2 separate regions of the Homo sapiens genome follow, and region 2 is linked to region 1. A link is a contact called in ENCODE Hi-C data. All regions are on one chromosome and are shown on one strand. Each heading gives the region's core, a stretch centred on a gene start or an enhancer-like site at or near the end of the contact. The rest is flanking DNA. Distances are from core to core; before and after follow the strand shown.

Region 1 (7,816 bases), core at 2,000-4,499:
TGTCCTTTGGTATTTATTAAAATTACCACAGCATGGGGAGACTTTATGTTTAGGTTTTTCCTAAGAGTTAGCTTATTTGCTTCTTGTGTTAACAGGGCTGTTGCTGCCAGGGCCCTTGGACATGGGGGCCAGCCTTTGGAAACCCCGTCTAGTTGTTTTGAGAGACAGGCCATTGGCCTTGGCCAGGAACCTCCAGTCTGGGTTAAAACTCCAACTGCCATTTTTTTCTCTTTCTGACACATAGAGTGTGAAGAGTTTTGTCAGGTCAGGTAGCCTCAGGGCTGGGGCCGACATGAGTTTTTTTTTTTTTTTTAACTCATGAAAAGCTCTTTGCTGTTGGTTGTAATAGATGTAGTTTATCTAATCTACATTTTTATTGACTGTTATCTACTAAAATATTGACTTAAATCTTGTAACTATTTGATTTCAAGCTTTAAATTGATCTGGTATTCCTTGCAGGGCTTCGATTGCATCTAAATAGATGTGAGAGTTGAAAGACTTATAAGGGGCTCCTCTCACTTTACGATGTGTTATTATTATTTTTTCCTTCCTCTGGTTGATGAAATGCCAGGGTGAAAGGGATAGCCCAATGGACTAAGGCACAAATGCCACTCTAGTTATTTGGCAGAGTGCCTAGTAAAGGTCCACCACAATACTACCACACATCTGCTCAGGGATGAACAAGGGCTGATTGATTGATAAGCTCTTGAAAATTCTTAAGCTCACTGCATCCTTTTAGGTCTCCAAGGAATGCTAAGTTTCCTCCCTGCCGTGAGAGACAGGAAGTGAACTTAGTGTTGAGAGACAGAAGCTGGATGGCCCTTGGGGGCTGACTGGCAGGGACTTCAGGATATAGCAGAGAGAGCTTGGCATGACTTATTACTCCAGGCTGTAGAATCCTGGAAAAGAGCTACCATCAGGCCCACACCTGGTGAACTGGAGGACCACCGTAGTGGGAAGGGGACAATTAGGGCCTCTGGCCTGCCATGTGCACAAGCATAACAATTGCTTTTGTTTATTGTGTAGTTGGAATATTTGATCCATTTCAACCAGGCATTTGTAGCTTGATATACTGTCTTAATTGCTAAAGTTTGTTTTAAGTCTTTAACTTTTATGATCCTCTAGTAAAATGAATATTTCCATTAGCACTAATTTTTATTAGTTTTTAGACCAAAGAAAGCTAAACATCATTTTATATTTAATGTTTCTTGTATGATTTTTATACCAGATAAGCTAAATTTTACTTTTATATTAGTGTGTTATTAATATTAAACTTAATTTTAATAAAACCTTGTAGACATATTTATCCAATTTTTCATAGTTGACCATAAGGTAAGATTTTATAGACTCTGTTTAACCTTTTACAATTTTTGTTAAAGAGCAGGTTGATGCTTTAAGGAAAAAACCTGTTGCATTTTTACTTTCATGTCTAGTTCACAGAAAAACTGGATAATACTTTTTTAACTTTAGCTAATAAGTTTACACACAGAATTTTCTTTAAATTAACATTTTAAAACTTGCTTGAACTTTTCAAACAATAATTCTTTTTTGACTTTTTAATGTAGGTAAAAATCCACATTCTTATGCCTCCTTATAATCTTCTCATTAAAGTTATATTTTACTTTTTTATACACCTGCACATAAACTGTTTCTTCAATAGCACTCAGGAGGCCTTATTACTTTTAAATTATGCAACATTTTTTGCATAAAATTTTTTATAACTTTTTTTCACGACTTTCGCCAACAATTTTTCAACATGTCTCAACTTTCTGACTTATTACAAACATTTTTTTCTTCTCTTTAAACAACAAGTTAATTTATTTCAGGACAAGAATTTACCATATAACACTCTTTTTACATAAATTTTACCTCCTCCCCCCCCTTTTTTTTTTGAAGATAACCATTCCTTTTTTTTAAAAAGTGAACTTTCTTTATGTCTTTGGACTAGACTGTCTAAGGCCACAAGATTAGAAGTTACCATAATATGTGTTACACTGTCAACTTTTAGCAAACTTCGCTTTTGTTGAAAACCTTGTAAGTTTGAAATTTCAATTATCCTTTGCTATTAATAAGACCTTGTTTAGTCTAAATTTACTTAGAATTGGTATAGATGGCCTTTTTTTTTTTTTTCTCTGCTGGTCTTTCCTTGCCTCTGCCAGCTGCTTATGCTGCTGTTCTCTTAACTATTGTGAGGGGGGGTGGGGGGAAGGGGTCTAAAACCAGCTGTAACTGTCTATGTACAGAACCTGGTCTGGGTGCCTTGGCTTACAGGTTACCTTGTGCCATACCTTAGAAACTAAAAAGACCTATCTAGGCTTCCTTCTGATGGCTAACCTACCTCTAATGCTGGCCAATCTATTTCACACAAAGTTCTAAGTTTTCCTGGAGTCATAGTGACTCCATAGTCTCTATTAAATCCTTTCTTGAAATTCATTATCATAGTTCCCAGTGCAGTGGGCTTACTTTGTGCCTGATCTATGTTTTTTTGAGACAAAACACCATGCTCACAGCACACACACACCACAAAACAAAGAACGGGTAAAAGGGCACACACAAACATTTCAGTTTACACCAAACCAAAATCAAAACCAAAATCAGAGTATCCAGAAATCCAAGCCAGGTCAAAAACCAAAACCAAAGTATCCAGCAATTCAAGTCAAGTCAAAACCAGATCAAAAGTGCCAATACAGGCACACCGTGGGTGATCAGGCTATGCTACACTTCCATTCAGGTGGAGTGGGGCAAGTTCAAAAGACTAGTCCTACCAAGTCTAGCCAAGTCAAAACCAGAACAAAGGTGCCAACACAGGCACACCGTGGGTGACCAGGCCATGCTTCTACTCAGGTGGAGTGGGACAAGTTCAAAAGACTAGTCTTACCAAGTTCCAGATGTCCAGACTCCAAGTGCCAGTTCCTTCCCGGTGTTCAGCCACTGTGTTAATCCTCCACGGGGGCCTGCTACGTGTTGATCTGGTGAGGTGTTCCACTGGGGCAATTTCCTACCCAGGAGCGCTCTTTGGATCTCATCACTCAGGCTGCCCGGAGTACCCCACAGGGATGCTCCACAGGGCAGGCTTAAGCCACCTAAGGGGCTGCCTCAGCCTTCCGTCAGTCACCTTGCTTCTGGGTCAGGGAGCCAAGAAATGTAGCAGGACGAGCCACAGACAAAACCTCTCAGACATCGAGTTGTAGAAGGAAGGGCTTTATTCAGCTGGGAACATTGGCAAGATACTGCCTTAAAATCTGAGCTCCCCGAGTGCACAATTTCTGTCCTTTTTAAGGGCTCACTACACTAAAGATTTCACATGAAAGGGTCGTGATTGATTTGAGCAAGCAGTGGGTATGTGACAGGGGCTGCATGCACTGGTGGTCAGAGAGAAACAGAACAGGGCAGGGAGTTTCACAATGTTCTTCTATACATGTCTGGAATCTATGAATAACATTGGTTTCTAAGTTATGAGTTGAGTTTTAACTACTAAGTTTAGGCCAGGCAGGCCCAGGCATAGTTTCAGTCCTGGCGTTTGGGCTGCCTGTCTTTGGTTTTACTTCCTTGTTGTTTTTTCTTAAACATGTACTGAGTGAAAAACAATATAAAATAATATGAGAAGGTCTTTCTCTTCCTTCACATGCACATTGGTCACTGATCTCGCCTACTGTTAGGCTTCCCTGGGAGCCCAGTTAACAGGGGAAAATCTGCATGACCTCTCTTGGTTTCTCCTGTCCCAAAATCCAACACTGATCCAAGAAGGCTCCAGTATGTGCCAGGCACTCCCTGATCATCTGGTCTTAGGGGGACGCCTCTAAGCCATTTGATTCCGTTCCAGGAACCAAAAAGGCAGAGGTGATAATAGCTCCTTTTATTGTCTTCCTCCAGCTGTCCAGGACAGTCTTCTTTTTCCCTGTTCTCCAGAGCCTACCCTTTGATATGGAAAACTCCCCATCCTCCATTCCAAAAAACAGCCCTCCAGACTGCCTCATAAAAAATCTGCAAACCTTAGGCCTCAGGCAAGATACCCACCCTAAGCGCCTTGTCTTTTTTATACAATAAAACCTGGCCGCAGTATGAATTAGATAACGGGTCCAAATGGCCAGCAAATGAAACACTTGACTTTACAATTTTAACTGGTTAAAGCAATTATTGCCGATGACTGGAAAAATGGGGAGAAATTCCTTGTTCCAGGCCTTTTTGCACTCAGATCACAACCTGACTTCTGCAATTCTTGCTTACCTGTTCAAATCCTTCATTCTCACCGCCCTCATAACCTTTCTCCTCCTGACCCTACCTCTTTTTCCTTGTTGGATCCAGCAGACTGCTGTCCACCCCTCCCAGCCCCTACCCCCACGTCTCAACCATCTTCTATAACTCCCCAAGCTTTCTCATTGTCTTCGCAGTCACCATCTTCCCAGCCACCATCTTCCCAGCCGGCATCACCTCCAAAAGTACCCACTTCTTTTTCTACACCGTCCTCTCCTCAGGAAAACTCTAGCATTGCCTGTACTCAGTCTCCTTCCTCACTGCCCTCTCCTGAAGCCTGTAAACCCATCAAGCCACCTTACACCCCTATGTATCCTCCACTGCCTGTCAACTCAACCCGCCTTCCCCCTTCAAACCCTCAGCAGGAACCCCTTCTGGCTTCTTTCTTCTCTCCTGTCCATACCAGCTTGGGCACCATCTTTGGCCCACGCTGCACCCATACTTCAGTGCGGGTGCTAGAATGCCCCCTTCAGGAAGTAGCAGGAACTGAAGGTATTGTTAGAGTTCATGTTCCCTTCTCCTTCACTGATCTCTCAAACTAACAAGACTCAGTTCATTTCCAGAAGACCCTACCTCTTATATTAGGGAGTTTCAGTACCTTACCCAGTCTTATGCACTAACCTGGTATGACCTCTACTTATCCTGTCTTCCACCCTCACCTTCTACTTATCCTCTCTTCCACCCTCACCCCAGAAGACAGGGACCATATTTGGACCCTGGTTCAGGAGCATGCTAATACAATTCATCATCAAGCTCCTGCCCAGCCTACTGGCACGGAGGCAGTCCCCAACCAGGAGCCCCACCAGGATTATCAAGACAGGGCCTCTGGACACTGCCATCAAGACCACATGATTGTGTATCTCCTTGCAGGACTCAAAAAGGGTGCCCATAAAGTGGTAAACTATAAAAACCTTTCAGAAATCACCCAAGGTCCTGACAGAAACCCAGCCTTTTTTCTCTCTTGTTTAACTGAAGCCATGAGAAAATATACCAACCTAGACCCAGCCAACCCAGAAGGAATCACTATTTTAAACCTTTGGTTCCTCATCCAATCTACCCCTGATATTTGGTGCAAGATTCAGAAGCTTGACAATGGCCCTGAAACCCCACAATGACACCTTCTTAATTTAGTCTTCAAAGTCTTTAACAGTTATAACGAGGAAAGTAAAAGAAAAAAAAAAAAGACAGAGTTTCAAATGCTTGCCTCCACCATCACGGGCCCTGCAGGCCCACAGGCTGCAGCTCCACACAGATGCCTCCTAGCAATCCACCTCCCCCTGGCACCTGTTTCAAGTGTGGCAATGAAGGCCACTGGTCCAGGCAATGCCCAAACCCAGGTAAGCCCACCAGGCTGTGCCCTCTCTGCGGAGGACCCCACTGGAAGTCAGACTGTGAGGTGCCCCAGCAAGGACCGCCCCCATCCCTGCCCCAGCCGGCCAAAACCTCCTACTAGGATCTCATCAGCCTTGCCGCTGAAGACTGACAGTGCCCTGGAACAGATGCCCCAGCAACTACCATTGCTTCATCTGAGCCAAGGATAACCTTGATGTTGGCAGATAGGCCAGTATTTTTTTTTTAATTAATATTGGGGCAACCTACTCTGCTTTACCTAAATTTTCAGGACCCACCCAGTCCTCCCAAGTCTCTGTTGTGGGAATCAATGGACAAGTCTCCAAACCCCAAGACCCCCCTCCACTTTTCTGCTCCCTGCACACCTTTTCCTTCAGTCACTCTTTCTTAGTCCTGCCTTCATGCCCAGCTCTGCTCCTAGGCAGAGATATTCTTTCAAAACTCCACACTACTCTCCACTTCCACATTCCCCATAGTACCCAACACATCAACCCAGACCCCTCCAAGGCTTCTAACAGGCTTCTAACTTTCTTCTACTCCTCCGACCTCCCACCCTGAAGCATGCAACTTTTCCTTATCCCGCACCTGTAGTTAACCCCACTGTTTGGGATACTTCCACACCCTCGGTCACAGAGCACCACACCCCCATCCACATCACCCTTAAAGAGCCCACCCCGTTCCTATCACAGAAGCAGTATCTCATCCCCCAAGCAGCTCTCATAGGCCTAAAGCCTATCATTTCTCTCCTCCTCACCAGTCACCTACTCTGCCCAACAAACTCTCCTTTTAACACATCAGTTCTACCTGTTAAAAAGCCAGATGGAACTTATCACTTAGTCCAGGACCTCAGGCTCATTAACCAAGCTGTACTCCCAGTGTGTCCAGTAGTTTCTAACCCATATACTTTACTTTCCTCACTTCCCTCGAATACCACCCATTTTTCTGTTCTAAACCTAAATGATGCTTTTTCACAATTCCTTTACACCCTGATTCCCAAAATCTCTTTGCCTTTACCTGGGAGAACCCCGACACCCACCTTTCAGGTCAGCTCACCTCGTGTGTACTACCTCAAGGTTTTAGAGACAGCCCCCACCTTTTTGGACAGGCCCTTGCTAGTAACTTCTGTACTTTATCCCTAAAATCATCCTCTCTTCTTTAATATGTTAATAATCTGCTCCTGTGTAGCCCCTCTCAAAGAGACTGCAACACCCATACATACTATCTCTCTTTTAAACCTCTTGGCAGAACAGGGGTATCAGGTCTCCCCTAAGAAAGCCCAAATATGCACCCCCCAGTCACCTATCTAGGCCTAGCTCTCACTCCTGAACGCAAGGGCTCACAACAGACCACATATTCCCTCCTTCAGTCCCTCCCGCCTCCACAAACTAAGCAAGAAATTCTCTCTTTTCCAGGATTAGCGGGATATTTTAGGCTCTGGGTTTCCTCCTTCGCTTTACTTGCCAAAAAATTATACGAAGCTGTTAAAGTCCCTCTCTATGAGCCTTTAAAACCTGCACAGCCTATTACCCAACCTTTCCATCTACTCCAAAAGTCTCTCATCTCAGCCCCCATCCTCACTCTCCCAGACTTCACCAAACCTTTCTCCCTTTATACTGATGAATGGCGTGGAGTTGCACTAGGTGTTCTAACCCAGTCTAAGGGGCCCACCCGGCCAGGTTGTTGCCTACCTCCCTAAAGAGCTTGAGACCACAGTTCTTGGATGGCCTGCCTGCCCCTGAGCATTGGTGGCAGCTGCTCTCCTCACTCTTAAAAGCCTAATACTATCTCTTCATGCCAACCTAACAGTTTATTCAACCCATAACATCAAAGACATGTTAGCTCACCGCAGTGTACTAAGTCTTTTCTCTGCCCCACGGCTCCTCCAGCTGTATGCTCTATTCATAGAAACTCCCCACATCACCATGCTAACCACCTCCCATCTAAACCTGTCCATGCTCTTACCTGAAGCTACAACTGCCCAAGACTCTACACTCTTCTGTGTGAATACTGTTCAAACCTTTCTTATACCTTTTCCATACCTAACAGACCAATCCCTTCCAGATGCCTCCTTTATTTGGTTTGTACATGGCAGCTCCTTCCTACATCAAGGACACTGACATGGGGGCTATGCTATAGTGTCACCCCCCAACACTATTGAAGCCAATCCGCTCCTCTTAGGCACCACCTCCCAAAAAGCTGAATTCAATGCCCT
Region 2 (7,816 bases), core at 1,584-4,083, 330 kb after region 1:
AGCAGGTGCAGGAGGTCTTGGGTCCCTTGGAAGCAGTCCTCTTGAGTTGGGGCTGCTAGAAGAAGATCATCAATGTACTGGAGCAAGACACAGTAACTATTCGGTGGGGTGTAGACTTTAAGATCTGAGGCCAGTGCCTCTTCAAAGATTGTAGTGGAGTTTTTAAATCCTTGTGGGAATCTTGTCCAAGTGTACTGTGATTTACCCCCATTGAAAAACAAAACTAGCCTGACTAATTGGTGCAAACTGGAGACAGAAAAATGCATTCTTTAAATCTAGGACTGTAAATCAAGTGGCACTTGCTGGAATATGTCCCATTAAGGTATGCAGGTTTGACACCACTGGGTGGATGGTCACTGTGGCCTGGTTTTCTGAATGCAAATCCTGTACTGGCCTATATTCCCCAGACGGCTTCCGCACTGGCAAGAGAATGTTGTTCCATGGTGACTGGCATTTGGCTATGATTCCATGCTTATGAAGCCACTCTAAATGTTTGTGGACACCCCGTATGTCCTCAGGGAGTAGCGAGTACTGTCGGACCCGAACCGGAGTTTCTCCCAGTTTTAACTCTACCACCACCGGTGCCTGATTTACGCTGGCACCAGTCCAGGTGGATTACTTTCAGCCCAAACTCTGGGAATTTTAGTAAGTAACCCATGCATTTCATTTACTCCTGGTTCCGGAGTCTTTTTTGCATAGTCTCCATTTCTCAGCCTGCAGGACAGTGAGGGTTAACATCATAGCCTCTGGGCAAACTACGTTTAAAGTTACATTCCCTTGCGGCCCAAATGTAATCTGTGCCTGCAGTTTTTGAAGTAGGTCTCTTCCCAGCAAAGAAACTGGACAATTTAGGAGGTATAGGAATTCATTTTGGACTTCTCATCCTCCTATAACACACCTCTTTGACCGACAGGCCACTTTTCAGAGACTCCAGTGGCTCCTACAATAGTTGCACAGTTCTTGGATTGTGGCTCTATAGGTCAGGTCACTACTAAGTGTTTAGTTCTGGTGTCTACCGTAAAGTCCATTAGCTGGCCTCTAACTTCTAATCTGACCATGGGCTCCTCGGGTCCCAAAGAGAAGCAGCCTGGTCTGTCCTACCCTCATATCCTTCAGCCCCTGCCAGTCCAATCAGATCGATGTCTGGTTCCTCCCTGGTGTGGCAGCCACCAGTAGGTGGCCTTCCTATACTACTGCCCTGGGGTCTCTTTTCCCTCCAGTGGTTCTTGCAAAATTGGTTTTTCCTGTGGCTTTCTTTTTGTCTCTGTGTTTGCCGGAGAAGCTTTCACTTTTTGCTCAGCTCAACCTACAAGCTCCTGTGACTTTCCCTTTAACTCTGTGTTTACAGGCGAAGCTTTCACTTTGTCTTTGCAGCTGCCAGCACAGGTGATTTCTCTCAGCTCGACCTGCGAGTATCCTGCAATAAGCTGCTAAACAGGGCTGCATTCAGCCATGAGTTAACATAAGGAAATTTGGTCTGAATGCCCTGACTGTCCTCCTTGTTATTATTCTCTGGACACTCATCCTTCCAGTGTCCTTTTCTTTTGCACCGCTCACACTGATCTCTTTCCAGCCTCGGCTGGCCCTCAAATCCCTGTCCAGACTGGCCTCTTCCATGCCCATGTCCATACCCACATCCATGAGGGATGCTGCCAGCAAATCAGCCTTTTTCTCAAGCCTTCTATTAGCCTCCCTCTTTGCCTCCTGATCTTGGTTAATGTACACCTTCGTGGCCACTTCAATAAGCTGAGTAGCATTCATCCCTTTAAAACCTTCCATTTTCTGCAATTTTCACTGGATATCCCCCTGGGCCTGCTCTACAAATGCCATGTTCATCATGCACTGGCCTCACCAAGTCTTTTATAAAAATGGCTGGGGCTTTCATCTGCACCCTGATGCCCCTCTGAGATTTTTCCTATATTGATTGCCTGTCTCCCGCCTTCCCTTAAATTTTGCAGGAGTGCCTCTTGGTATCTTGGCAGCTGCTATAGTTGGGCTGCCTCATTCCTTTGGGTTCTAGTGGGGGTCCTCTAGTTTCCAGGAGAGGCATTTGCATAGCCCTAACACAACCTGACTGGAGGTGGCTTGCCTGTTTTTCCTAGCATTTCACCTTAACTTCCTGGAGTGAGGGCTCAGATTTTTCCCTCTCAAGAGAGACTGGGGGCATGTATCCATTTGAGCTTGACTCCTCAGAGGCAGTTAACCTGGGGAAAGCGGGGGTAGATTGGAACATATGGAGGAGGGGTCTCTTTTCCCTCCAGTGGTTCTTGAAAAACTGGTTTTTCCTGTGGCTTTCTTTTTGTCTCTGTTTGCTCACGCTACAAGCTCCTGTGACTTTCCCTTTAACTCTGTTTACAGGCGAAGCTTTCACTTTGTCTTTGTAGCTGGCAGCACAATTGATTTCTCTTGGCTTGAGCTGTGAGCATTCTTCAATAAGCTGCTAAACAGGGCTGCATTCAGCCATGAGTTAATATAAGGAAATTTGGTCTGAATTATCTGACTGTCCTCCAACTCAGGTCACCACCTTAAACACACGGCCAATTTTCTCCCTATCTGTAGCACATTTGGCAGGCCAGCCAACACCAAAAAAGGGCTATTCTAATTCACAGAGAGCTCTCAGCATCTGAGGGGTTAACTTGACTCCCTCAACCCCTGCAAAGCCTTTCTTAAAGTTCTTTAACATACATTCCAATGGGGTGGGTTTCCACGATTTTCCTCCCATTTCCTCCCAGTTATGATGCAGCACATTCACCTTTCCTTTTGTTTTAGACCGATTGGACCCGGTTGGTCCTACATTTTGCTCGGAGCGTACAGCCTACACTAAGAGATCAGCAGCTCCACACATGTCATTCCCGTTGGTTCCTCCCAGAACTGTCTCTTTCACACGCACTCACACACTTCCCCGCTCCCAGTTCCCTATCCTGGTTGGGGCAGTGAACCGCTCTCACTGCATCCAGTTTCCTTCTGAACTAACTTAGCGAGCCACTCTCGCGTCCTGTGTTGGTTGGGGTGTGAGTTTCATCCAAATTTGTGAGCCACTCTCACCGTCCCCCAGCCTCTCTGTGTTGGATTAGTTGTCACTCCCTGGGAGGTGATCAGGCTCCCCTTCTGTCCTTATGGGATAGGTCCTGCCTTGGGCCCCAAAACTTTACCATGGTTCTGAAGAAAGGGCGCCATTCCTGGAACCGTCCTGCAACCCCTCCGGGTTCCCTTGTGCTGTCAGGGGAGGGGCACCGGGGACGCGGGAGAACAGCTCCTTTCTCTGGGCTTAAGTTCCCTTGATGGGTCCTGAAGTTAAGGGTCTCCCACAGCCGAGGCCCCAGACCGCCCACAGGCAAAGAAGCCAGCCAAGCTGCAGTCTCTCAGTCCCATGTGGGTCACCAGGTGTGTAGCGGATCAGGAGGACCCGAGAGAGACCTTGGGGTATATAGAGGAGGATATCTTTATTGAGTACACTCAGACCCAACGGACTTACCATCCAAAGATGGGGCCCCCAACAAAGACAGCACTTGACTTTTATACACACTTTAAAAAAGGGGTGGGCTAACTTGGTGCAGGCTTACGGTGGCACGAAAGCAGGGATACAGAAGGAGAACAATTAATAAAATTGTGACAGGTTCATAACCCAGGATTACACATGACTATTGCTATGCAACCTAGATGACTGTTATCTAGGTTTTGCTCAAAAGAGCCTTGCACTGGTTTATCTTATAACCTTCACTATGGTGCCCAGACAGCTGTAGTTCAGGCGTACTCAGACTTCTCAGGACCTTTGCTGTGCTTTTTAGATAAAGCAGAAATCTTGAGGTTACTAGTTACAGAGAACAAGAATCTGTAAAGTCATACCATAAAACAGAGGAAAATTTGTTTTTCTTCTCCCTATGTTGAAGGAGTGCTGAGAGAGTCACCAGACCACATTTCTTTGGTGTGTGTCCTGGCTTTTTAGATAGTATTAAGAATTTCCCTGGGTCTGGGCTGCACCCATTGCTGCCTCTGGGACTAGTTAGCCTAATACAGGAAAGCCTATTTCTCTTTTTAATTTTATTTTTCTTTCTTTCTTTAATTTCCTGCCTCAATCTCAGTAAATTAAATTATCCTAAATGTTAACTTTTCAGGGAGAAAATTTTCACCCTTTAACTCTTTATAGAATTTAAGACTCTTAGTTTTCCAACATTATGGCACTGTATTTAATATTTTGTGGGATCTGGGCAAGGGCTGATGCAATCACATCAGCCTTTTCTTCTGTAATGTTATCAACCATCGATCCCAGACAAAACACTGCAATGCTATTTTCTCCAGAGCTCTGGGAAAATGTCCATTTCCTATGAAGAAAGAATTTGCTCCATCACAAAAGAGCAATAACACAGCAAACACTATTGAAAAGAATGCTATGAGCAAATAAGGATGAGATATCAAATATTAGCTGGAATTGCTGGAGTAGAAGCTATGATAAAACATACATAATATGAAATTTTCCAACTTAAGCACTTCTAAGTGTACACATAGTACTGCTAGGTACACAATCTTAAGCAACCAATCTCCAGAACTTTTTCTGCTTTAAAGTTAAAACTCTATGCTGATTAAACAACAACTTTTTATTTTATGGAGTCCTTTTCACGTGGTAGCCACCATTCTACTTTCTTTTCTTTTCTTTTTTTTTTTTTAATGAATTTGACTAGTTTAGATACCTTATAAAGAGGAATTACAGTGTTTGTCTTTTTGTGACTTATTAACTTAGCCTAATGATACCAAGTTTCATCCACATTGTAGCATAAACCACATAGTGTCTGTCTGTTCATTCCTTGGTAGATGCTGGGATTGTACTGTTATGAATATGGATGCGCAAATATGCCTTTGAGAGCCTGATTTTAATTCTTATGGATAAATATCCAGAAGGGGGATTGCTGCATCATATGGTAATCTTACATTAAATTTTTTGAGAAACTTCCATACTGTTTTCAATAGGACCAATTTTTTAAACAAACCTCATCACTCAGTTCCTTTGGAAGGAGTTAGGTGCTACAACATACATTTCTTCTATTATTAATGCATAGTCATGCAACTGTGTGTGTGTGTGTGTGTGTGTGTGTGTGTGTTTGACTTAGTACATATAATAATAATTAAAATAGCATCTTATACAGTAATGGGGAAAGATACTGTTAAAAAATATGGGACACAGACTCTTCATTTATAATATTTTAAACACTAATATGGATTCTTAGGAAGACTAATGTTATTTGTTTATTTATCTTTAATTTTGTATTGTTATAGTTCTGCCAAATAACTTGTGCTCATTCCAGGCAGCTTTTCTGTTTAGTCATGAGAATTTATTTCTCTGCCTATGAGCACAAAGGAAAAGTTACTTGTGATTGAGAAGACGTTATATATTTCTCTCAACTATATAATCCAACACAAAACATTTTTTCATGTTCTTATTGGACATTTAAATATTCCTTGGTAAAATTCCTGTTTAGATCTTTTAAACATTTTTTGATTAAATTATTTGTCTTTTTAACATTGAGCTGTAAGCTTTCTTTATATATTTTTTATATAAGTCACTTATCAGGTATGTAACTTGTAAATATGTACTTCAAACTCTGGTTTCTCTTTTGACCTTATTGATGGTGTTCTTTAATGTGTAAAAATTTTAATTTTGATGAAATCTAATTTATCAATTTTATTTTGGTTGCTTCTTCTTCTGGTGTCATATCTAAAAACCTTGCCACATTCAAGATTACACAAAATTTTACTTTGCTGTATATACAGTTGTTTTGGTGCTTTGAAATATTAATGAATTCATTCTTTCAGCAACCCCATGAGGTCGGTAATGCTATGACAACCACTGCCATTTCATTGGTGAGGAAGTTGAAGCAAATAAAGTCCAAGTAACTTGTCCAGCCCCACATCATTATGTAGTGGTTTCTCAGAGGCTTGAATCCAGGCCATCTGGATCCAGAGTGCCAGCTCTTAACCACCACGTTATGCTGACTCTTCTATTTGGGGTACAGATATTTTCAAAATATAATATTCCCTATTTTTCACTTATGTAGCTATATATTAATTGTAATTTTATTACAAATGTATAATTTAAAATGTTTAGAACTATTATTCCAGTTATGTATCACTGCATGAAAAATTGTTTTCAAATGTCAGGCCTTAAAATAACTGTAATCATTTTATTACCATCTCTCAGAATCTGTGTGTTGGTTGGGCTCAGTTATGTGTTCCTTCCACAAAGTTTCTTAGGTAGCTACTTTCCTATGGTGCCTCGGTCTATAATTATCTGAAGATCATTCACTTACATACTTAATGATTCAGGTTGAAAGGCTCAAAGTACTAGTGGGCTACCAGGATTTCTTAGGCATATATTTGTGTCTCTCTGCCAAATTGTCATTTATTATGGGGACTACATATTGAATTGAGGAGATGTGGAGAGAAAAAGAGACATAAAAACAAAAGATAGAAAGAGAGAGAGAGAAGCGGAGAGGGAACATGTTGTTTCCAACAGAACTTTGAAAGTTAATCTGCATTATTTCCACTGCATCTTTTTTGTTGAGGCAGCTACAAGGTCTGCCAAACTTCAAAGGGAGGGGATATTACTTGACAGGAAAATTGTCAAAGTATTTATAGTCATGTCACAAAATCACAACCATTCTAACATTTTGAAGAAGACAGCAGAAGTTATTAAGCAATTGTAAGATTTATAAAATATTAAATATAATAAAAGAAAATACAAAAATTTTGTGAATTTAGATTTCTACAGTTCTTGCAATTTTTTAAACATTGTGTTATATTTATCCATAGGTATTTTAAACATGGAACCAGTGTTCTAAAAAAAAAGCTGCAAATGAATGAAATAGCATGTGAGAAACCTGATCAATTCAAATTTTTTGAATAACACTAATGAATTAATAAAGAGATGTTAATTTTTAGAGCTTCCTGTATTGATTTTATGTATTTATTTCACAAATTAATTTTTGAACCTCATAAATAATATATGAAAATATTGTAAAAAGTTAAATGCTGCAGAATTCTGTAGAATAAAATCTAAAATTCCCATCCTTGGATTTATGTGTACTCTGCTAGATTTGTTTTTCCTTGTACAAGTTTACATATATTTTATTTTATTTCATTGCAAGGAAGGCTTTTTTTTTCTGGAAACTATTTTTTCTATTTAGCAGTGGAATAAACTGTTCCCTACAATGGCTACACTCACACATTTGTTGGAGGTATGTGTGTTCATTGACTGGAGCCATTTAAGTGCTGGAGGAAATATTCTGTTCATACATGTGCTTATATGGAAGGATTTCTGCATGACAGGTTTCTAGATGTAGAACTTCAGTTTCAAACTGTATATTGACATTTTATTTTAGAAGGTTATTTCACATTATACTCCCGCAAAAATAGATTTCTCAGGTTTTTATAGGTTGCAAATCTTTACAGCATTAATTTTCCATTGTTTCTATTTTCCTGAGCATCAGGTACTTTATAATCTTTCATATGTTTTCAGTGATTTTGCTTTGAAGTGCCTATTTATATTTTCATTAAGTTTTTATATTGGAACATTTCCCTTTTTTGGTTGGTGATTGTAGTTCTCACTAAACAATAGATATCCATCTTTTAAGTATGATGTAGAATAGGTTTAATGTGAATTAATTCAGGCTTATAAGAATGATAACAAAAATTATTAACATTTACCACCTTATTATTTCTGTTTTTCTTTATAAATGTATCAATAGCTAGATAATTTGTATAAAATATTCTCTTATCAATGCTTCCTATAATTTCTTTAACATCAATGTTTTAGTGTGTTTGT

The links. A loop is a pair of places that touch in the nucleus more often than their neighbours do. Pooled maps may share reads with other maps.
Region 2: a loop to region 1 is called in a map with no recorded cell type, with 2.6 times the contacts of the local background. The contact joins the enhancer-like site here to the promoter of UGT2B17 in region 1. A Hi-C loop is called at or near these places in 5 of 37 single-sample maps with no recorded cell type and 1 of 50 pooled maps.

Annotation. Positions count from the first base shown.
Region 1 is chr4:68,573,073-68,580,888 of GRCh38, forward strand. It overlaps UGT2B17 (UDP glucuronosyltransferase family 2 member B17), which reads right to left and starts at 3,250. Exons shown (of 7, transcript NM_001077.4): 1 at 2,879-3,250.
Region 2 is chr4:68,903,723-68,911,538 of GRCh38, forward strand. LOC124900853 (a long non-coding RNA gene) reads left to right here and starts at 5,903. Exons shown (of 3, transcript XR_007058454.1): 1 at 5,903-6,002. It also overlaps the pseudogene LOC101930041. RefSeq lists enhancers at 130-1,022, 1,914-2,805, 2,806-3,696. Within about 2 kb of position 2,834, at least 7 of the 41 ENCODE cell types and tissues checked have a DNase peak (open chromatin) inside an H3K27ac peak, as active enhancers do.